3 separate regions of the Mus musculus genome follow, and regions 2 and 3 are each linked to region 1. A link is a loop called in an ENCODE intact Hi-C map of the cell type or tissue named here. Cell type or tissue: left cerebral cortex. All regions are shown on one strand.

Evidence for each region. Peaks named below come from ENCODE experiments on the same cell type or tissue, not always from the same donor. Only the 100,000 strongest peaks of a DNase experiment are listed, where the experiment ranks them.
Region 2: a loop joins it to region 1, with 2.1 times the contacts of the local background. A loop is called at or near these places in 6 of 42 quality-filtered maps.
Region 3: it touches region 1 in a loop (2.5-fold over the local background); 2 of 42 quality-filtered maps call a loop at or near these places.

Annotation. Positions count from the first base shown.
Region 1 is chr7:64,946,392-64,954,391 of GRCm38, reverse strand. The region is part of intron 2 of Fam189a1 (family with sequence similarity 189, member A1); the gene reads left to right. Among named protein-coding and RNA genes, the nearest start is that of Nsmce3, 77 kb to the right of the region's middle. In left cerebral cortex, a CTCF peak has its summit at 3,745 (motif pointing left); DNase peaks (open chromatin) are centred at 42 and 3,748.
Region 2 is chr7:65,151,256-65,159,255 of GRCm38, reverse strand. Fam189a1 (family with sequence similarity 189, member A1) reads left to right here and starts at 2,728. Exons shown (of 10, transcript NM_183087.4): 1 at 2,728-3,151. The coding sequence starts at 2,933. In left cerebral cortex, CTCF peaks have their summits at 3,501 and 4,543; DNase peaks (open chromatin) are centred at 3,483, 4,498, 5,233, 7,748 and 2 more places; H3K4me3 peaks cover 2,557 bases; H3K27ac peaks cover 1,874 bases.
Region 3 is chr7:65,275,628-65,283,627 of GRCm38, reverse strand. No RefSeq gene overlaps it. Among named protein-coding and RNA genes, the nearest start is that of 1810049I09Rik, 66 kb to the right of the region's middle. In left cerebral cortex, no CTCF peak of the experiment used is centred here; DNase peaks (open chromatin) are centred at 721, 1,603 and 4,172; H3K27ac peaks cover 494 bases.

The DNA of each region.
Region 1 (8,000 bases):
TAGCCTCAGGCAGTTTTCCATTGGCCTGGATTTTTACCCGGGCGTGGGCAGTTGTGAGCCACGCTACAGAAGCTGCACAATGCTGTTTCTCAGTGTGATTTTTGTGAGGAACAAAGTCCTTTTCCAAGTTCATTCCAAATTGGTCATTTCTATGTTGGAAACTCTCCAAATATCCCCATCACCACATTCCAACAGTCAGTCCATTCAATATGTCACCATCTCTCTCCCTGCCATACTCCACCTGACTCCCCTTATCATCAAACCCCAGACACACCCCTCCTTCCTGTACGCCGAGTGTAGAACCTTCTCTCTTGACATAGCTATAGTCACTGCCCTCAACTTTAAGTTTTTATTAAACTATCAGGATTTCACTGAGGCCAACTCCACTGAGAATCGCCCTTCCTCCTCTGGGCTTCCTCTTTCTTTGGTTTCCTCCATGTCCCACCTGTATAGTTTTGTGTCACTATAGTGCAATACTCGACACTCGCTACTTATGAATATATCGTGGTAGGACATGCCATGTCTTCATGAGGCAGTGAGAGGGGACACAGGTAGGTCTCATGGCCCTGTTTGAGGGTAGCGTAATCCTGATGGACCTAAAGCTCTTCCTCTAGCGTCTTCAAGATCCTAGTGGTACCACTTAGGGACCACGCCTTTAACACAGGGACCTTTGAGGAATAAATACTCAACCAAATTACAGCACCACACTAAATGCTATGATTTGTTTATTCTCTCACTCTTTGAGGGTCACTCACTAGGGTCATTCCTGTGTACCTCCAAACTGAGACATGGAACATATGCTCAGATGTTGTGAGGGGAGGCTACACTCAGATATTTATTTTGGGGCTCAATAGATGAATTCAGAATTTATAAACTACAGGCTCAAGATGGGGCATTTGACTCCCAACAGGTTTCCCTAAGGAGCCCACCGACCTCTTAGACCCTGGCTCAGAACATCTTCTTTGTTCATCCCATTCTGTGCCTCTGTGATTTGTGCTTCCCCAGACACATGGCAGTGAGCTGGAAGTTTGGTCCCCCATAGCATTCTTCAATTAATTCTTTTTTTGCTGAAAGACCGAAATTAAAAGTCAGGCTTATCTTTGCCTGACCAATTACAGTGTGTGCACCACTGTGGAAAACCAGCCTGCCATTCGTCTATTGCTGATATCTGAGATATCTAATAAGCCCCTGTGTTAACTCCTCTGAATCCCTGGCTCTTTCTAGTTGCATGTATGTATGTATGTATGTATGTATGTATACACATATGTATGTATGTGTATATGTACATAGTAATACATTATGATATATCATAATAATGTGTTCTTCTAGTACTTTCTTTTCTCTGTTTCTAAGCACCTAGTATGGAACCCAGTGCCTTGTGCATGCCGGGCAAGTTCTCTGCCACTGATACACATGTGCTGACTCTTGGGGTTTTTTGTTTGTTTGTTTGTTTGTTTGTTTGTTTTTGAGGCAAGTTCTTGCAACATAACCCAGGCGAGTCTTGAAATGTTTTATGTAGTCCAGGCTCTTACTGAACAACTGGTTGTTCTGGATGCTGAGATCACACATTCAGACCCTTTATGATACTCATGATAAAGATTGTGCCGGGCACTGGAAACCTAGCCAAGTGCCCAGGGCTAATAAAATCAGGGATCTTGGAGGAGAACCCACAACTGTCCCTTTACTAAGCCATCTGTCCAATGTCCACAGACAAGTGTAGTTATCACCTCTCATGATGAAACTTCTCTTTGCAATAGACAGAAACTATTATAGAAAGCCACAATCAATCAAAATGTAGAGTCATACAGCCCATTCCCAACTGATACATTACAACATAACTCCTGTATCTAAGACTTAGGGAATCATTGAAAAACAGGAGGACTGAAAGATTGTGAGAGCCAAAGGAACAGGGAGTTTGCTGGGAGACTGTCTGCTGCAAGTATCAGAACCACACCCATAAAGTCTCACCACCAACGTGGCTTCCTAAACAAACCGGAACAAGGACAACAATAGAGATGTTGATGTGAATGGGGAAGCCCACAAGGCCTCAACCACAGGCAACTGAGGAATGCTGGGAAAGTAGTCTTCCCCAGGGAAGAGCACACCAGTTGGCTCTCTGATAACAAAACAGTCAGTAATGAAGCATATATATGTGTGTGTGTGTGTGTGTGTGTGTGTGTGTGTGTGTGTTTGTGTGTGTGTGTGTGTGTATTCACAAGTAACATCATACAGATGGATCAGGTTGTGTTTATGTATTTAGGAACATACACATGTAGCAATTGTTACAGAAAAGGACTCATGACTTTAAAGAGAATGGGGGAGGTATAAGAGAGGGTTTGTAGGTGAGAAAGGAGAAATGATGTAATTATGTTATAATCTCAAAAAACCAAAAACATGAAGAGGAGGAGGAGAAGAAAGAGAAGGAGGAGGAGGAGGAGGAGGAGGAGGAGGAGGAAGAGGGATCGACATCACTAATCAGTGGAGAAATGCAACTCAGAACCAAGAGATACCATTCCCCCATCTGTTTGAAAGGTTATTATGGAGTGTACAAATAACAATAACAACAAAAACACCGATTACATTGTGGTGGGATGACTTATGTCTCAGGTCTGTTGCAACACATGCTTCTTGGTGTTTATATATGTTTGCAAGTAAATTATAGTTAATGGCCCTGTATAACACAGGTAAGCAATGAAAACTTAAAAATTAAGAAACCAAAACCAGAATTTCTTACTATCAAGGTTCTATGTAGTGACTTTTTAACTTCCCTCTGATGTGAAGGAGATAGACATTTAGAAGAAGCCAATGTTAGTTCCTACATAAACATGGAAATCCTGGCTTTTCTAGGCATGCTGGACAGTGGCAGGAATCTGCTCTCCCAGTTACCTGCTCATCACTGCAGAGGGTACTGAGCTGAGCAGTGTGTTTGTTATGATGTTCAGTAAGTTAGCTACACTTGGTACATTTGCAGCCTGTGGTATTTTCAGTTTGCTACAAGTTTATCAAGACATGACCCTATCATAGATGCAGGAGTGTTCAGAATAAAACAACAACAACAACAACAACAAATTCCTCTTCTCCCTCCTCTTCCTCTTTCTCCTCCTCCTCTTTCTCCTCTTCTAATAGAAATCTAAGATCAGCAAGCATGAGCCTCAGGCTACATTTAACCAGGGCATCTCAAGGGCATTTTAGATGGCTATTTATGTCAGGCCAACCTCAATCGGCTCCAAACGTTTCTATGACCAGTAAATAACTAGTTATTAACCCAATTGGAAGCAAATTAGCACTCTTGACTTGTGGCTTAAAATTCTCAGGTTTGCCCAAGCAGAGTGGGACAGACTAGCTGGGATCAGATCTCATTTAAGGTCGTCTGCCCCTCTTTATTGCTGAGAATCTACCAAATGAGAGCATTTTCTGAACATCACATCACCTCATTCATAGAAGAGGAAGGGAACTCTCTCAACAGTGCTATCACAAAGCTTTGCTTACTCAGCAGGTTGGGAGTCATGACCAGAGATGATAGGAGAGTGAAATGAATTTGGAAGTTGGCAGAGAGGGATACTTAAAGCTAAAGGAAGATACTCTTTCATGGAGCCGATCCATAAAATAATAAAGAATGTAGATAACGCAAACATTTTATTTAATGGGCATAATTTATGGAGACAAGTGGATGCTAGCAAACTGACTGTCCTAGTAAAGGGACATCCAACACTGTCTGCGGCTCCCTTTGTTCTCGCTGCTCTCTGCTGCCATCTTGGGGTAGGGTGTGTGGAGAGCTGTGAATAGGAGCTTTTGCCCTGAAGCAGAGGGGCTTCACTGGTGCCTTTCCTTGCATCCTCTCTCTCTCTCTGTAATGTCCCCAGGAAGTGGCGATTTTTCTCTGTTTCCCACTGGCTTCTTCCCTGGGCTTTGGTCACAGGCATCTGCTTTTTTTTTTTTTTTTTTTTTTTTTTTTCTTGTTTTATCTTCGACTTTGCCTGGCTGTTCACCTCTTCCTTGATTTTTGTTTACCTTGAACCTCCAAAGCTCCCATCATGCCTTTCTTTCGTTGTCTGCTCTCGAGGCACCTGCCTGAATTGGACCCTGGTTCCGTTGCTTAGCAGCTGGGCAGACCTCCAAAAGTCACTCACTCTCTGTGTCTCCTTTTTCCCATTTGAAAACTGCCGATCACCATGGTGATTCAAATGGCTGTCACGATAATTTCAATAGTTGATAATAAAGTGCTCAGTCCAGTCTCTACTGAGGAATTAAGCTGCCATCGTGAGTCTGCCTCACTGGGGCATGTGCAGTTGAAGGACAGGGGCATGCACTCCCAGAGGGGTAGCTGAGGTGACAGCCGAGCTGAGACCTAGAGTTCATAGGGCCATAAGAACTCTCCACACTCATTTTGGTTTTCCATCATCTCTAAACCATAGACAAGGAAGCAAGGAGGGCAAGCCAGGATGCTGGAAGATTCTCTGAAGGGCATTAGTAAGGATGCTCATATGGGCTGGAACTTGAATGATCTGGTGACCTGAACTTGTACAGGATACCCAGACTTGTCCCTGGGAAAGGCCAGGGGCACAGGGTCCTCAGACAGGGAATCTACCACAGAGAACCCTGGGCACACAGAGAAGTCTGGGAACTCAAAGAGCACATGGCACCTGGGCAGAGAGTCTGTTCCTAAGTAACACACAATGTCCACAGAGGCATTAGCTGACCTTGTAGCTGGCAGAGCCAGCACAGGTGTGTGTGAACCAGGAAAAGTCCCCTGCTAAAGGCACACCAGGAAGGGGCTGCTTGTGTGTGGACTATGTTTACCTGGAAGGGTGTGTGTGTGTGTGTGTGTGTGTGTGTGTGTGTGAGAGAGAGAGAGAGAGAGAGAGAGAGAGAGAGAGAGAGAGAGAGAGACATGTCCGGGTGTGCCTAGATGTGTAGTGTGTGTCTGACTGCCTGTATATTATTGATGAAAAGAATTCTTGCTTCAAAGAATGAAGGAGATAGTTTATTCTGAAGTCAAATCTGAGTGATTATAGCTCAGAAACACAATTCAGGTTTCCCTAAATATCATGTTCTAACATGGTAGGATTTTGGTTCCCAAGTATTTAATGACATGGAATAAAAAAAGTCATACGCTAAGACACTCTTAAAGTACATTGGTGGGAACATGAGGTAGGCGGGTTACAGCAGAGCAAAGACATTTGTGTTAAAGGCATCAGGTATTGCCTGACAACCGGTTAAATTCTTAGCTTTTGGGTTGGTGGTAGCTAGGATTTGTTAGTGCATTCCATAGACAATGGCATCTGGTAGTTAAAAACAATGCTAAGTCACACACAGAGATGGTCCAGGAGTACTGTTCAGGGGGCTAAGTGGATCCAAGAGCATCTCTCTTTCTCATCATCTGCAACATTCCAACTCTCCACAAGCATGGACGTTCTCATCAGTCAGCTTTGCAGGGTCTTCACACAGGTGAGCTGTGGCTTTCCCCACCAAGGAATCTCAGCTCACAGTATGCTCGTGTTCACATACCTGTCCTGGCATGTCTCAGGCTGTGTATCAACAAGGACTTGGTCCAGTGGTCCTCTTTCCCTGGTTGAGTGTAGAGGGGCTTGTTGCTGGAGGCAAAGAGGAGTGTGGACCTGAGGTCAGATGCTCTCAACCCTGGCTGTACCACCCAAGGGCCAAGCCTTTATTTCTCCAGCCCCAGGCCCCTCCCTGCCACACTCTGCTGAGAAAGCCCCTCGGGCATCCATTCTGACTCCTAGAGAAGGCATAGGGCTCCATTCAAGGGATCCACTTGCAGAACCCCACATAAGCCCCAGGTGACACATAAGCCCTTAGTTATCTCCTGTGAGAACTAAGGTTGTGGTAAAAGAGCCACAGTTTGTTCAGGGCTTGGAACCTTAGCAGTCATCATTTGCCGTTCATCTGGCTGGGACAAGGCTGCCCACTTTACAAAGGGAAAAGCAGGCTTGACAAAGTGAAGCAACTTACCCAAAGGCATATGTGAGTAGATCTTGGTGTAGACAAGCTTGTGCTTGTGAGTGTGTGAGACTGTGTGTGTGCATGGTGTGTGCTGTGTGTGCCTGTCTGAATGTACATGTGTGTGTGCTGTATCTTTCTATGTATGTTTATACCTGTGTGCTGTGTTTGAATGTCTATGTGCTATGAGTGTATGTGTGTGCACTGTGTATATATGTTTTTGCTGTGGGTGTTTTTCTATGCCTGTGCTATGTGTAGGTATTTCCAAGTAGCTGTGTATGTGGTAAATACATTGTTGTATGAGTATCTGACATTGTATGGTTGAGTGGTGGGTGGGTGAGTGTGTGTGTGTGTGTGTGTGTGTGTGTGTGTGGGTGAGTGTGTGTGTGTGTGTGTGTGTGTAGTGTGTGTGTCTGAGCATGTATCTTTGTGGCATCTGCATGTATGTAGGGTGTATTGGTTTTTGCCAGCTCAACACAAACTTGGACTTATTTCCTAAGAGGGATCTCGATGGAGAAACCACCTCATTCAGACTGATCTATAGGCAATCTGTGGGGGGATTTTCTTTTATATTTTAACTATTTGTTGCATTTTCTTAATTGATAATTGATGTGATATGCTCACTTTGGGCAGTGCCACCTCTGGACCGTGGTACTGAGCTATATAATAAACCAGGCCAGTCAAACCGGTAAATAGCATTTCTCAATGGCCCATGCTTCATTTCCTGCCCTGACTTCTCTCAGTGGCGGACTATGGCTTTAGAGTTGTACGCTAAAATAAACCCCTTCCTCCCCAAGTTGCTTTTGGCATGCTGTTTATCACAGCAATAGAGAGCAAACTAAGACATAGGATGTCTCTGTTTAATTGACCACAGTATTCTCCGTGTGACCTCCCGGGCTCTCAGAGGCCACTAATGTAGTTTCTTTCCAGTGTGTTCTTAGTAGATGGATTATCCTTTTAGCACATGCTTTTGTGCAGACTCCCATTATCCACAAGCACTAGGCTGCTCTGTGGACAATGTGTGCGGCCGCTTGAGAGCAGGCTGTTTGTATGGCCACTGTGTATCCTCTCGTGGGCTCAGAATTCTCAGCTTATCGGAAGAACCTCTGCTCTCCAGCCTTGGTGGACTAGCTAGCTCTGTTGCCTGAGGCAGTAGCTTGTAGAACTGTCCTCCTTGGGGTTGTACAGCTCAGCAGTCATCCAGGAGGCAGAGGCAGGCAGATCTCTGTGAGTACAGGGCTAGCCTGGCCTACATAGCAGTTGCAGGCCAGGTGGAACTACATAGTAACCACCCACACTCGGAACGCCTTGGACCGCCTGGATCCTTGCGTATGGATGCACATGTGTACAGTTCTTGAGGAAGTGGTCCCCAGTTTCTGGAGTCTCTCAGGCCAGCAGTGGCCCTGTGAGAAATCCATAGACACACACTATGTGTGTCTGGCTTGGGGTCAGGAGTAGGAATAAAGTTTATGTCTTTAGGAGAAACCAGGATTCTTGCATATCCTATATATTTTAAATATAATGCAGATATGACACAGGACTAGTACATGTGTATTCTAAGGGCCAGGGTGCAGGTCGTCGTGGAGCGCTTGCCAAACGTGTGTGAGGGACTGGGTTTGCTGCCGTCTGTCAATAAGCAACAACAACAAAAAACTGTTTGTTTTTTTCCTCCCTGAGAATTCCTCAGAATGCACTTGAATCATTTCTTATAGAAATATATAACCTTTGCTTCTTACTCTACATGGAATTGATTTTATACCTGAAAGTTATTTCTGCTCCTCCCCACCCCCCCCCACCCCCCATCCTGAGTAGGTGGTTACACGGTTTAACATTTCTAAGTATGGAGCTGGAGGTTTGGCTCAGTGATTGGGTGCGTGCTGAGTTTGCCTGAGGCCTTGGGTTTGATTCCCGGAACCAGGAAAAAAAAATCTAAATATAGCAACACTTAAATAGAGAATTTCTGCCTCTGCTGCCCCAGCCCCGTCCCTTCACACCTAATTACTTTATTCATTTCTTAATGGAGAAATAGTAAGATTCCT
Region 2 (8,000 bases), 200 kb before region 1:
AAAAAAAAAAAAATAACATCTTCCCGACATGCAATTAGCACAGATATACATTCTCATTCAGCATGGAAGAACAGGAGTATAACAGAGGAATGCTTGGACCGAAGGAAGATCAAAATCCAGCAGGGAAAACAACAAATCCTGTAACTCCATGTTTGGCTTTTGATGAAATTGGCTGTGCTCCAAAGGCCTAAGTTAGCCCCACTTGCCCAACCTTTTTATGTGCACCACACATAGCCTCTCTTAGGCTGGCTCTACTCCAACTCTATGACTATAGCTTTCACCATTGGATGTTCTTTGGCATCTGCAATATCCTGGGGTTCCAATTACAACTTTGACTTAACTTGACATCACCCAGAAGGTCTCATAGGGTCTTCTTGCAAGGACCCCAATCCTGTCCCCAGCTGATCACTGAAGCAGTAGAATGGGACTCCATAATCCTCCAATCTTCCACACCTCCCAAAGCAGTTCTATGTGAATGATGGTGCAAAGCTCTGTTGCCAGCTTGAGACTCAAGTTGGTACCCTGAGACCACAGGTGCTTTAGACCATAGCTAAGCTATGGGAAATGTGTCCCCAGACACATCTTTGAACAGTGAACCCTTTAGCACAGGCTTTCTTCTTTAAATGAATTTGAATCTTCACAAAGTAGAGTTTTAGATGTATGGGGTCTTCCCTTACCACCTTAAGGACATCTCTCCAAGTATCCTAATTCAGTGCAGGAGGATTCTCTTCAGTCATTGTCTCTTTCATAATTACAGTAGCTTTCTTACAACTGGTCTGAATGCTTTACTGTCTTAAACCTTCGTCTTCCAAACAAACTAGTTCCATATTTTTCAGCTCAACATTATTCAAGGTCTTGAGACATGGCAGATTGCAGCCAGTTTCTTTGACAGAATGTATCATGGAACCTAGTTCCAAATAGAATTCTTGTTCGCCTCTGGAACCACTCCCACCCTTCCCTGTCACCCTCTCTTGCCATGCTGATAGCAATATCTTCTGGATTACAGTGTGGTCAGAAAGCTCCTTTCCAATCGCCGGGGCGGCAGGTGTAGCAGTATTTTCTATCCCACTGAACCCAGATGCAACTGACTTTGGAGCAATTATCTGTGTGCTGACAAAGTCCCCCGGAGACCAAAAAGCGCCCCCCCCCCCGGGGGGCCTGCCTGCTTTTACTTGTCTCAGACCTTCTCCCTGCCAAACAGTGGACTTTTAAACATAATTTTGACTAGTATACAATGTGGATAAGCTAAGTAATTTGCTCATTTGTAATGCCGATTATCTCTCTTTTGATGTCTTAGAGGCAAGGCTTCTGTCTGGTTTTTGTTTGCTGAGGTACTTACCTCTAAGAGCCTTAAATGGGTGGCTTCTGCTTAGACCCCCTAGTCTGAGCCGGTTTTCAGAAGAATGCCTGAATGGGCGAGGGAGGTGAGGGCAGTCGAGTATCACGCTTTGATATTGTTTCAAGCACTGACAAAAATGCTTCCTGAGAACTTCTAGATAGAAAATACCTCCAGGAAATTGGAATTTGTACTAGGGCGCTCTAAACACCTGGCCAGAGGCTTATTTCATTTTATAAAGAACTGGGAGAGACGACAGCAGTTGGCCACGGGCCAATATTTGGAGGTCATCCACTTTATCCTGGGATTCCCACCCTCTCTCTCTTCATCCCTTGGCCATCCAGTTAAATTGGAAAATAAATCCCATCCCTGGTAAGGTGTTGGCTGATAAAGGCTGAGCTATTGCCCCTTCAAGGGGAATTTGCATTTTAATAGGGGCTCGTCAAGCCCCAAAGGAATCAATATCTCTAACGCTGAAATTTCAAGCACCAGCAATTGAGATATTTTCGGGAGGACACTGTTCGGTATTTCCAATCCAATGGGGCGGGGGTTGAGGGGGAGGAGGCAGACAGGGATGGAGGACTCCATAAGTCCTGCCAAGAGGTCATGGAAGAATGACCTTTGAATTTCATCTTTTGCAACTTTCCTTTTCGGCCAGTCCTTCATACTTCCGACCCTGCAGACTCCATTCAACACTGATAGGCTTAAAGTTGTCCCATCAACAGGACCACAAAAGGCATTGGGACAACCGAATTTCCAGGTTTCCTTGCAATTTCAAGGAAGCCAATCATTAAATCTGGGGGCAAGAGGGAGTATAGGCTGTTTAATACAACCTCCATTTACATTTGCTCTTGTATACTGTTTTAAAGGCTAAACTTGGGACTTGTTTTATAAAACGCCCCGCAAAGGAGAAGTGGATAGAAGGCAGCTGCTTGCCCCAGGGGTGTCCTAGGTGGCTTCTAGGGTGATTCTGCACGAAGGCGGCTAGGCTTATTAACTGGAGGTCGCCACGCCTGGGGCTCAGCGCAGGAAATCGACATCCAAGCCCTTTCAGAGCCTCAGGTCCCACAACCCCGCTCCCACGCCTTGGCCAAAGGGTCCTCTCGGAGTCCTCTGTCCTTGCCGGTGTCCAGGCTCCGTCCGTCCTCTCCCCAGTATCCGACTCGGCCCAGGAGGAGGCACCAACGCGGAGGACACACCCGCGACCTCTCCTGCTCCCTGCCTTGTCCCCCCCTTCGGCTTCGGTTCCCTCCCGGGCCCCGGCGCACAGCGGCTAGGCTCGCTCCCGAAGCCCGCGGCGGCTCGCGCCCGGCACGGCGGCTCGCGCCCGCGCTCGGCCAGGGGAGCGCGCGGACGGGCGGGCGAGCGGGAGAGGGCGCAGCGCGGCCGGCGGGCCCTGCGCAGCGGCGGTGGCATGGGCGCGGGCACCGGTGCGGGCTGCGGGCGCCCGGCTCTCCGCCCGGCCCGAGCCGCTCGCGTCGGCCGCGCGCCGCAGCCTCTGCTGCTGCCCGCGGGGAGGCGGTCCCCGCAGCCAGCGCAACTTGCCCCGGCGCCTCGGTGAGAGGAGCGCAGCGCGGAGAGAGCTTGCGGGACGAGATGCCTCCGGCCGGCGGCCCCCGCACACCGCGTCCGCACGCGCTGCCCCGCAGCCTGTCCCGCCTGCGCGAGTGCCCGGGCCGTTCCCGCATCGTGCTGGCTCTCGGGGCCACGCAGATGGCGCTCGGATGCCTCATCGTGGCCGTGAGCTTCGCGGCGCTGGCTCTCACCACCTCCGCCCGCGTGCGCCACTCCTGCCCTTTCTGGGCCGGCTTCTCGGTGAGTGTCTGCGGCGGCGGCGCGGGCTGGGACCCGGAGCTGCAGTGGCGGGGGACGCGGCCGGCGCCGAGTGGGGGAGCGGACGCCCGGGTCTGGCAGCTGCGGCTCGGCTAGCAGTTTCCAAGTCCGGGCCGGGGAACTCCGGGGACCGCCGCGCGTCGCGCTGCCGCTCCAAAGCGTTGCGCCCGGAGTTACTTTTCTGAGGGGAAAACAGCCAGGCGCCCTCCCTTCGCCACCTGGTGGGTAGCAGTCGGTGGCTGGTGCCTGCCTGGGACAACTGCCCGGATCCCCACTCGCCGCCGATGACCGACCCGGGCAGCGGGCGACTGTGACCAAGGCGGCACGGGGGCGCCCGAGCCCGGTGCAGTACCCGCTGTGCACGGCTCCCTTCGCTGCGGTTCTCGCCGGGGGCGCGCAGGGCTGTGGGTCAGTCTGGAGAGGACCGACTGGTCCCCGCTCTGGCACCTCCCGGACGCAGGGACATCTTGTTTCCCCTTAAGCCCAGGACGGTCTGGCTGGACCTGCTGGAGATCCGGAGTCAGGAGCGTGCTATTTAAAATCCAGATTGATTTTCGGGTTCTTGACCCTCAAATGTTTCCTCCAGCAAACATTTATTAAAGAAGCCATTGGTTCGAGATGATTTTCTTTTCTTTTCTTTTCTTTTCTTTTCTTTTCTTTCTTTCTTTCTTTCTTTCTTTCTTTCTTTCTTTTTTTTTTTTTTTTGGTATTTTGTATTGTTTTGGTGAAAGTTGCTTATATTCTGTATTAATAAAGCATGGACATATGGGAATAGGGATAAATGTGGCACGGGTATTTATAACGATGGGCACTTGTTTCGAGAACTCTTGACATCTGTAACTACATTTGGTCAGTGGTGCACAAATACATTACAGTGAACCTTCTGCGTTTAAATTCCGCTTACGAAGACCCAAAACAAGCCTTGGCAATCAATGCTCGTCGTTTGTTCTTAACTTTTGTAATTAAAAAAAAAAAAAAAAAGTCCAGTCCTGCATGGCTTTTATTTATTTATTTAGTTTGGAATGGCCTTTGTTCTGGCAAGTTCCTTGTCTGGTTTAAAATGAGATCTTAGCCAAACTACCCTGGAAACAAGGATCGATACAGGTGTGGCTGTTCATCCAAATGGGGGTATTAATTTTCAAAGCTTATTTCAGACAGGGGTGGGGACTCATCTGGGAGAGCAGAATAGGAAGGCAGAACGTGTGGTCACAGCTCCCAGTGTTCAGATCGATGAGAGGAGGTGGGAGGCAGCCTCCAGGGAGCCGTGGTCCAAACCCGCCCCTATATATAGTCTCCACACATCTGTTGCTCGGTTTTTAGCATTACTTAATATGCGTTGTTTTCATGTCTGTCTAGTGGGTACTGAGTTTCAGCCTGCTGGAACCAGCCTACAGGTGGCAGGCTGGTGAATTAGCAAGGATTCCTGGCTCTTTCCGGAGCCTCCCCCACCTCCTCTGAGCCTTAGCTGGATTCCCTAGGGTGTTCTAAGAGAACTGATTTTATACACACACACACACACACACACACACACACACACACACACACACACACAGAGAGAGAGAGAGAGAGAGAGAGAGAGAGAGAGAGAGAGAGAGAGAGAGAGATTTTATATATATATGGAAATATATCTTTTCTTCATATATATATATATATATATATACATACATACATACATATATATAGCCTCAAAAGTAAAACATTAATTAGAGACAGTAGAAAAACACATACAAAATACACATCCCCTACATTTTGTTTCAGGAGTTAAGTTACATATGAAAAACAGTAATTCGGCTTGTATGTCAAATGCTGTTGTCTTCAACATCTATAGGTGATTAATTCTAGTTTCCCACAGTTCTGAGTCCTGTCCTGGCGTTAGGCTGTGGGCTTCCATTTCTCTGGGCTCTGGAGAATAGCATGAACCCAGCATAAAATGCTTACACATTTTCCCTCCTTCCCTCTGTCCCTCCCTCTGTCTTCCCACAGGCTTCTTTTTAACCTTCAGAATTGAATCAGCTACAAGTGTTTTGAAATTTATTTTTTTCTATGCTGGGGATGGAATCTCTCCATACATACTAGGCATGTGCTAGACTGAGTTACATCTCCAGCCTTTAAATCCTTTCAATACAGCGTATAGCAATTTTCACACGTTGTCTCTGCCCCGCAGAAAGAATGCTTAGTTCCAGTTGGGACAGGTTCGCATGTTGATGTGATCGTGAGTGAGTAACACGGGCTCTTTGCCTTCCGTATACAGCCTGCCCTTAGCATCGGCGGCTTCTGTAGCCAAGGATCCAATCAACCAGACACCTAAAGTATCCAGAAAGCCCTGTATCTGTACAGACACATGCACAACATTTTCCTGGTCAGTTCATACCCAAATGATAGAATATAGCAACCATTTGCATGGTATTTATATTGCATTAGTTATTCTAGGCAGCCTAGAGATGATTTTCAGGCATACAAGAAACCGTGTGTGGGTTATATGCAAATTGTAAGACATAGAAGGGATTTGAACCTCCGCTGTTGGAGGTTCTTGAGATCAGTCTCCCAAGGTAATGGATATATTTGCTCTAACTACCTTGAAAGGTCTTTAAGATAGGTGACCAAGATGGTAGGTTTTTATGGAAACTCACACTAGGCTTAGTGCTGGACTCTGCTATATGAACCCTCTGAAAGGATACTGGGTACTTAATTGCTGCCTCAAACTTCTTGATCATTTGTGGTTTAGACCTGGTGAAGAATTGTTATATCAACAGTTCTTGTATTTAGGAAAAAGTAATATGAAGAAAAACAATTCTTTTCTTTATTGAGCACTTACTATGTACTGGACCTGATAGTCCCTTTTATATGGACGATAGCCCGCTCACTGGCAGCCTAGTGGACTGTACCTCCCGGTACTCGGCCTTGGCCAATTGATTCCCTCCCTGAGTTTCCATCAGGCATCTCACTTGTCTTAGCCAGGGGAATGCCACACCAGCCTCTTTCAGGGGCTGCTCCTCAAGCAGTCCTGGCAACTTGTGGTGAGTGATCTGAGAAGAATAAAGATGAAATCAGTAACTTCCCCAAGGTCACTGAGCCAGGATGTGGCTTTGAACTTAGCTGCTCTCACTTTAGAAACACCAGGTGCCTAACTGAAGATGATGCTTAACTGTCCATGTGGCAGAGGGTGGACGAGAGCCTGCTGGTGAAGAAATTGCCTTGGCAAGGCAGCCACACCCTCTGTTCCTTAGGAAAACCCTAACCATGCCTGAAAGGTGAAGGGTCAAGAAATTTGAAGACACATTACGCTGGGGACATTAAGAAAACTTAAAAAGTTCTGTGTGTGTGTGTGCCTGTCTCTCTGTGTGTATATGTGTATTTGTGTAAGATGTTTATATATGTGGGTATTCATGTATATGTATGTATGTATATGTATGTTTGTATGTGTGTGTATGAATGCCTGTGCATATATGTGTGTCTATGTGCATGTGTATATGTGTGTAAGATGTGTGCATGTGTGTACTGTATGTGCTTGTGTGTGTCTGTGTGACTATATGTGTAGGTGTATTTATACGTGTCTGTCTCTGTGTATATGTGTAAGAATGTGGGAATATAGGTGTATGTATGTATGTGTATATATATGTGTGTTTGTGTATGTATATCTATGTGTATGTACATGTTTGTGTCTGTCTATGTGTATATGTGTGAATGTGTGTATATATGTGTGTCTGTATATATATATGTGTATATATATATGTGTGTGTGTGTATATATATATATGTATATATATATATATATATATATATATATATACATGTGTCTGTGTATATATGTGTGTATACTTTTATATCCATCTGTATATGTGTATGTGTTTGTATGTGTGTGAATGTGTGTGTATGTGTCTCTGTGTATAGGTGTGTATATGTATATATGTGTGTCTGTGTATACTCACAGAATTGCCACGTGGAGGTTTCAGTCCCTGGCCTCAGGCAGACCTGTGGCAGGGCAGTACATTGTGGTAGGAGTGTATATGCTGCTTACTTTGAACCAGATAGCCAAAAGGAGAAAGGAAGAGGAAGAGGCTGAGCCCCACTGTTCCCTTGTAGGTCACTCAAGACTCCCCCTTAGGCTCCACCTCCTTCTAGAAATGCCATGTGGAACTAAGTCTTTACCACATGGGTCTTTAGGGGACATTCTAGCTCTAAACTGTAGGAGGGGAGCTTGGCAAAGCTGGAGGCTGGTGAGGTGAAGAAGCTGTGGCCAGAGGTCAGTGATGAGCAAAATCTACATGGCGCTTTGATTCTGAGGAGCACCTTGTAGAGTTCCCTGTCCTAGGCTATACTGTCTGGCATGTTAGGAGATGGGTCGCCTCCCTACGCATGAACCTCTGGCACATTTCTGCAGTGACTGACTATACAAGAGCACTGAGCTGGGTGGGGTCTTGACACGTTGCCTTTGAGTTGAGGCGACTAATCTTGCCAGTGCCAGGACACTGAAGTCACCTGCACAGCCGCTGCTGGCAAAGCAGCTCAGTCTTTGTGTTCCCTTTAAGAGCGATGCTGCTAGAATTCTAAAAATATTCCTAAAGCAGTATGTAACTGTTGCCATAACTAAAACCCAGGAAATGTACAAACATGGATTCTCTTCTCCATCAGTGCTCTGTCGATCGGTAGCTGACATCACCAGTGGTGTTTAATATCCCTCTACAAACTTCACAGTCACAAGTATATCAGAATGCTTACACGTGAAATGCTTCCTTTTCTTTCTAGAATAGAAAAATGGGAGTCTACCACCCACATTTTACTCTGTCGCTCCCTTTGAAATGTGATGTGTCCCTTGCCCATAACTGGTGACA
Region 3 (8,000 bases), 330 kb before region 1:
ATTTCCTAGTGTAATTTTTTTAATCCCCTCATTTTGCCAGGCATGATGGCACATGACTGTAAACCAAGCACTCAGGAGGCTGAGGAGTAGTTGTTAGAGCAGGTTGGGCTAGAGAGCAAAACCCTACCTCAAATACATAAATAAACTTGTTTACTTTTAACATTTTTTTAATACACACACACAAACACATGTATATACATATGTGTGTGTGTGTGTGTGTGTGTGTGTGTGTATTAATCAGTATGAATGCTCACTCCAGTCAACCTTGGATTCTCACTAAATGCATGAGATAGAGAAGCTGTACTCTGTGTGTGTATTTGCGTGCACGTGTGTGTACATAGGTATGATATTTCTGTGTGTTCATTACCGAGCTCATGTGAGGAGGTCAGCTGTCAGTTTTCGGTGCTAGTCCTGGGAGACCAGTGGGTCTTCGAGCTTTTGGAGATCTCCCTGTCTCTGCCTTTCATCGCCCATGGGTGAGCTGCGGCCACAGACGCTTGTACCGCTCTGTCCAGTTTTCGCTTGAGTTCTGAGGAGCCAAACTCTGGTTGTCAGCATGTGGCAGCATCGCCTGTGGAGGCACCTCCCCCGCCCCTCACGTGGATTTCAGTCACCTCTCGTGTCGCTTGGTGTTGGCCAAAGGACTCCCTTTAGGGTAGTTTGGAAGGATTTACTTGAGGTGAACCTTCTTCCGCTTTGCTCCCGAATGTTTCTCTGCTTCGCCTCCACAGAGAAGGCTCCACTAGGCTTTCCTTCAGCACCTCTCATCTCTCAGCTTCCGGGCCCCTCCTCCGCTGCTGCTGCAGCAGCAAAGCCAATGGTTCTTTGCTTGCTTTTGCCGAGGTTTGCTGCTGTATAGAGATTTGTCTTGGTCTCGCAGATGTTTGACTATGCTTGCGTCTAGGTATGGATCTCATGTTTATTCTACTTAGAGTTCGTTGTGCTTCGCTGATGTGTAAATTAGTGCCTCTCTCTCTCTCTCTCTCTCTCTCTCTCTCTCTCTCTCTCTCTCTCAGTGTGTGTGTGGGGGTTCTCTCTTTCTTGATTCTATTTTTATTCAGTTTCATCTCTTTCCTCCTTTCTTCTCTCACCTGAATCTGCCATAATACAATCTTTCTTCCTTTTATTTTTAGACAGATATCCTGCTGTGCAGACTAGGCTAGAGTTGAACCCATGGTCCTAGATCCTCCCTCTTTAGTCTCCTGAGTACCAGTAGTGCATGTGGCTTGGACTGGATGGTTTTTATTCATCTATTTTTTAGTTTTTATGCCAAGTCCGTGCTGTTGAACCTTCTAGTAAACACACACACACACACACACACACACACACACACACACCATTTCTATTTGTTGCTAGGCTGGATTCTGTGCTATTGTTGTTATAACCTTTCTTTAGCTCCCTAGCCATGATTTCCCTTAGGTCTTTGAACATACTTACAATGGCTGCTTTGAAGTCTTTGTCTAAAAGGCAGCATCAGAGCCCACCATCTGCTGGCTGCTACCCCAGCCTGCAAAGTGGGGGTCCCATTTTACTTGTATATCTCCAATTTTTGAAAACGGAACACTTAAGATATAATATTGTAGCAACTCCGAATTCTCTCCTCCACCCCCTCTTTCTCTTACATACACAGTATGTGGGGATTGTTGCTAAATTTATTCACTTGATGCTACCGAACAAACCCTACAGTCTCTGAATCTTGGTGCTTGCCACGGAGGTCTGGCCTTGTCTGTTTTGTCCATTGGGTGCCTCAGGATCAGCGATATGCTCAGCCAACGATGGAGCCATACACTAAAAAGGTCTTACAGCCCCCTGGGCTCCCACTGCTCTGCCTGGACTTGTGTGTGGTCTAGAGGACACGCCCCCCACCCCCCACCCCAGTGCAGGCACAACTCCTCACACTCAACCAGAGAAGCAGCCTGCCTTCCTGAGTGCGCTGCCTTACCCTGGCCATCTGTGTTTCTAGACAAAGGGGATGTAGGGAACGTCCTAAGTGTACCAAGGCCTAGGGCTCCCATTCCCTATCCCTCTGGTTGAGTTTCTGGCTAGTCTGTAGCGCTGATGTTTGTATAGCCAAATCATAATCTCAGGCTTGCCACAGTTTTGCTCAAGCTGTGGGTGATTGTGTCAGGTGGTTGTGGGGATTGCCTGCTCTTGGTTTGTTTATGATATTCTGTCAACTACCCAGCAGCCAATGCTGTGTTGATGAGCATGCCTCTGACAGGGCCCAGGCCTCCCACAGGCCCCTGATGCTCCCTCCTCAGCAACCCCCACCCCTCTCCCCACCCATACCTGGGAGGGAGACGGCAATGAGCAAGAAGCACATTAGTCTGATACGTTTACACCATGTCATCCCATCCAGTAGTGGCTGGGGCAGAGAGTTGCAGAAGAAGCAATCAGTGTGGCTGCCCCGAGCCCTGGTAACCCTTGGCTAACTGGGGAAACTGGCAAGGATGTGCCAATGAAGGTTCAGCCTACTGTGAGTCACACCCACCAGCCTGCCTGGACAGACTGCCAGCTAGTACAGATGCCTGCAGCTGTTGCCCCTCTAGGAAGCTCAAAGCCCTGTGCTATGGGTGCCAGAGAATCTGAATGGCCAAGAGTGCGAGCCATGTTCCAAGTCTGTCACAGTCACCATGAAAGTGACTAACAACCCCAGAGGGAAGCCAGGCCCTGTGTCCATGAGCACAGAGGCTCCAAGACATGACTCCCTAATTTGCTACACTTTGATTAAGCCCCACCTCCCCCCGAGACCACAGGCATCCTACCGTTTTCCAGCCTCTGAATTAAAAAAAAAAATTGAAACCTATTTAAAAAAAATTAAAACCTGTTTTTGACTTTTGTGTGCAAACAATGATATGTAGGTTCTTAGAGTCAAAACTCTGGATTTCGGGCCATTGTCTAATGGTCACTCGGTAGCGGCATCTCCTGTGTGCCTTTGTTAGGGAGGCTCCAAGGTTCTTTCCCTCCTCATTATGAACCTGAGATTAAATACCGGGCTTCAGGCCCAAGTGGGCCAATTTTGGAATGACCCAGAGTGTGATTGGCAGCCTTTAAAAAAATTAATTAACTGAGCTGTCCCCAATAGAGGAGCTAGAGAAAGGACCCAAGGAGCTGAAAGGGTTTTCAGCCCCATAGGAGGAACAACAATATGAACCAACCAGTACCCCCAGAGCTCCCAGGGACTAAACCACCAACCAAAGAGTTGCAGCCATGGCTACAGCTGCATATGTGGCAGAGGATGGCCTTGTCGGACATCAATGGGAGGAGAGGCCCTTGGTCCTGTGAAGGCTTGATGCCCCAGTATAAGGGAATGCTAGGACCAGGAAGCAGGAGTGGGTGGGTTGTTGAGCAAGGTAAGGGGGGATGGGATAGGGGGTTTTCAGAGGGGAAACCAGGAAAGGGGATAAATTTGAAATGTAAATAAAGAAAATGTCTAATAAAAAAGTCAATAAAAATTTAAAAAAAGAAAAAATTAATATTTTATCTATTCATTTTACATCCTAATATCAGCTCCCTGTCTCCTCCCAGTACCCCCTCATGCAGAACCTCTCCCTATTCCTCTCTTTCCTTTTCCTTTGAGAAGGGGAGCCTCCTTCTAGTATCACCCCCTGCCCCAGCCCCCATCCTCAGAACATCAGGTCTACTGCAAGACTAGGCACTGAGGCTAGACCATTTAGGGCAATGGGATCCACAGGCAGGCAGGCAATAGGTTCAGGGAGAGCCCCCTTTCCTGTTGTTGGGGACCAAGTTGCTCATGTGCTACATATGTACATATGGGCCTAGGTCCAGCCCATGCTTGCTCTTTGGTTGGCAGCCCTTTTAAGACAAGCGATTTTGAGAAGACATGAAGGGCCTGAGGAGAGCTGAGAATTCTGTCCACGTGGCTCATTCTCCAAGGGTGGCTTACTTGCCGGGAGATTCTCTTTCTGCTCACATCACTCAGTCTATTTTTTAAAAGGCAGCCTCAGAGCAAGCTACCCAAGTCAGGTATCCGGGAGGGGAGAGCGGGCCCGGGCAGACCTTGCCACTGTAAAACTGCAGCATCATCTCTGGGGGTGAGGCTTCAGCACCACGCCATCTCATCAGTTTCCTAGATGAGCCTTTCAACGACATCATCATTCTTGTCACCTTCCTGCAGTTTGAATCGCACCGCTGCGCTACATCCTACGCTAAAATCCTCCATCTTCCCCAGGGCGGCAGGATGATGGATTCTGTACAGATGGCAGCTGCTCCCCGTCTGCAAGCGGCCACTAGCAGGAAGAGGAGAAAAGCCAAACCCTGCTTCCCTGCTTGACAGCTCTGGCGCCTTCTTCCAGAAGCCTGGTATTACTGGGGCTAGGAAGATGGTGTCTCCAAATGAAGACTTCAAAGGCTCACGTTCTGTCTCCTGATGGGCATTGTCTTTTGAGATGAGCTAGAAACTAGAATGTCTCTTTCCTGAGGCAACCCCTTTCCAAGGAGCCAACTACAAAGCCCGAGCATGGCCCCCTGGAGCTGGGAGGGTAGCTCATGCCGAAGCCAAGAGCATGCTAGTTCCTGAGTTCAAGCCCATACCTCAAGGCAAACTCCTGCTGTTATCACACCTTTCTTTGTGAGAATTGTCAGAAAGCAATCCCCCTGGGTTATGCTATTTGATTGATGGTCATAAGACCCGCCTCTAGCCCCATTCCAGAAGGATCCTGCCCATTCTTAGAGAGGAATGACCCTGAGAGAGGTCACTATTACAGACTATGTGAAATCCCCTCATGTGTTGACCATTTGAGCCTCAGATGGTAGTACTATTTTAAGATGGCTGGAAACATTAAAAGTTTGAGGTAGGTGATTCCTGGGTATCTACTCTCCCCTTCTCTCCCTTTCCTTTATGCTCACCATGAGGGAAACAGTGCCCTCCACTTGTGCCCCATGAGCTCCACCCAGGCACATGGGGCCAAGCAGCCACCGACAGAACTCTTAACACTGTGAGTGAAGTAAACCGCTTTCCTTCAGGCTGTTCCTGTCAAGTAACATGGCCGCCGTGATTTGTAAAAACGCAACTCAGAAGAGTCAAGACATGCTGTGCTGGTTTGGATGAGGAATGCCCTGTATAGCCTTAAGCCTTTGAACACTTGGTTGCTGGGGTTAGGAGGCACAGCCTTGATGGAGGAAGTCTGTCACTGGGGACTGGCTTTGAAAACTTAAGGTATCTCCCTACTTCCAGTTTGCTTGCTCTGCCTTCAAGATGGGAACTGAGAGCTCCTGTCCCTGCTTCTGCCTCCTGCTGTGCCTCCCAGCCATGATGGTGATGGACTCTTACCCACTGGGATGGTAAGCCTAAAGAAACTATTTCCTCTATAAATTGCATTGGATATAGCACTTTAGCACAGTGACAGTAAAGTAACTGCCACACAGGTCTTTCTGGGTCCCCCCTCTCTCTGTTATATTAGATCACAACCTGTAAGTGGCTTGTTTCCAACCTTGCATCTACATGGTCGCCCAGGCTGCCCCCAACCTTAGCATAAAAATGAGCAGTTAGTCCATCCTGGGTCTTTCCCACCTCAATTCCATGTTACAAAAGACCAACCAAGTTAACCTTGTTTTCCTTTTATTGTCCTTGTTTCGTGAGAGGAGTGATGGTCATGACATTCTATGAAGGACATGTCTTTCCTTATTCCTACTAACTGTACCGTGAAGATTGCCACCCAATTCTTTGGGGGCAGGGGAGCAGGGTGCTGTGGGGACAGAGGCACACTGAACTGCCAGGGTCTCAGAGCTCCGAGTCTTCATCTGTTCACGCCCTTCTCTCCCCCTCCCTCCTCTGTCTTCTCCTCACCTTCTATCCTTCCTTCTGCCACTCTCCATGAGGCTTTCTGAGGAGAGAAGCAAGTGACTGGATTCAGTAATGAACTATCTTGGGCCATCACTGTATTTGGAGCTCTTGGCTAGCTTGATTAGAAGACCAAGGTCTGTGAGTTACAGTGCTTGGCCTTGCAGAGCAGGGTGGGTCAGGTGGTCACCATGATGCTCCAACACCATCGGCACACAGCACAGCCTGCTCAGACCCTTCTGCCCTACAGGAGGATCTAACACACAAAGGCCACAGGAAGTGTGTGGTGTAAGGTTCAACTCCACCCTTCACTCTGCTCCATGGAAGGGACCCGCCTGGACACACTGCTGCCAGCACGCTTCTCTGCGTGCTTCCATTTCTCCCTCTTCCTGAGGATTCGCCACCCAGGGGTCACTGGGTTAGGAAGGTCACTCCTGACCATGGGCTTGCTCTAAACCACAGGGGAACCTCAACTTTAGTACCACACATGCTGACCTGGAAGGGTGCTGGGACGGTGCTTAGCCCCCCCATCTGTCTCTCACAGATGTTGGAGCCCAGTGGACCCCCAGTATGGTCTTTCACTCATAGTTGTTTCCATCACTGGGGCCTTGGGGACCAGGTCTTCATCTACAGGCAGCACAACTGTGGATGTCCCCACTCTGGGTCTCACCCCTCCGAGCACACAGTTCTGAAGGTAAGGTGGCCCTCTGCTTCCTTCTTCGGGGCTTCCACATGTAAAGAGCAGGCTCCAGGGAATGAAAGGATGAATCAGGTTCCCTCCATCCCTCTTTTTCTCCCACCTAGGTCAACGACATCAGTCCCCACCAGGTCTTGTCTGTGTTCCCCAGTAGCACCCTCTCCTCTGGGTTCCCATCTTCTCTAGCTGGGGACTGATTTCAGGGCTCAAGTCTCACTTCCTCTAGGAAGCCTTCCCTAATTGCTCCCAACAGCTGATCTATGACGGTAACCCTAGGCCTCTGTATGCCTCTGTGTCTACGCCATGTCCCAGCTGTCTGCGCTTCCTGCCTGTCTTCCACACAGAGGCTGCCCGTCAGTGCTCAAGAGTGGGCGTTCCCTCTTCTGCCTGCTAAGTCAGGAAACACAGCCATGGGCAGTTGAGCTGATTTTTAGAAATCGATATCCCGAGCTGTCAAATTAACGGGGAAACACAGACTTCAGAGGTTAAAGAGCCAAGCCAGAAAACATGGCCGCGAAGGGGCCTTGCTTGCTTTCACAACAGACATTAAGAAGAGATTTTGAGGGTGCTCCTGGAGACAACTGCAATGATACTGAGCTTCTAGGTAGACCCTTAAATCTCTGAGTGGTTTCCTTGACGACCCTTGGTTTCTTTAATGTCTTGAGCCAACAACAGCTGTAACAGATGCTGCTGATTGGGAGGGCACTAGCGTCCTGGCCCGGGTCCCCAGATGCCCTGGAACCTAGTGAGAGGCTTGAGGTAACTGCAGGGTATTCATATCCAGTTTGCCTCTCCCCCCACTCTAAGAGGGCAGTCACCAGAGAAGGTGAGTTCCAGCAATCAACCAAAGCTGCTCGGGGGTCTGAGGTACACCTGTGTCACTGGCCCTGAGCCACGGTTCCTCGGCCTCTGCACCTGTGTCACCTCCTTGATTGCCTGCATCTGTGTTACTACACTGAAGTCCCTATCCCTGTGTCACTGTGCACGGGACTATTTGTGGCCCTGGGGGTGGGGAGGGGAAGAAACAATCTTCTTCAGTGATGAACACTGCTTGGCATTTATGGATAGCTACTGTGGATAGGGGAGGCTTCTCAGAGGCCACTGTGAGGACTCTGAAATCTGGCTACGTTTATAGACCACACTGTGCCGTAGCAGAAACCATCCCAGTGATGACAAGAGGTTACACCATCATCTCTCTTGCTGCTGTGGTTGAACTTGGAGCTGGAATAACCCTGGATATCTCCTGAGAAAGGAGGGCTCAACTCTCATCAAGACTTTCCAATGCCTTATGGCCACCACAGGTGACTCTGCCCTTACATAGCGGCCTCAGGCATCCCTACTGTGGTCCACAAAGAGCCCATTACTGTACAACAGCTGGACCCGGAGGATCTCCTTCCCTGTGCAGGCTGCCAGGGCTGTGTTGAAGGTCTGGAGTTAGGCACCGGACACTGTGTGTACGTTTGAGCCCACTGCCGTTGTAAGGTGTAGCAGATGGGGCAT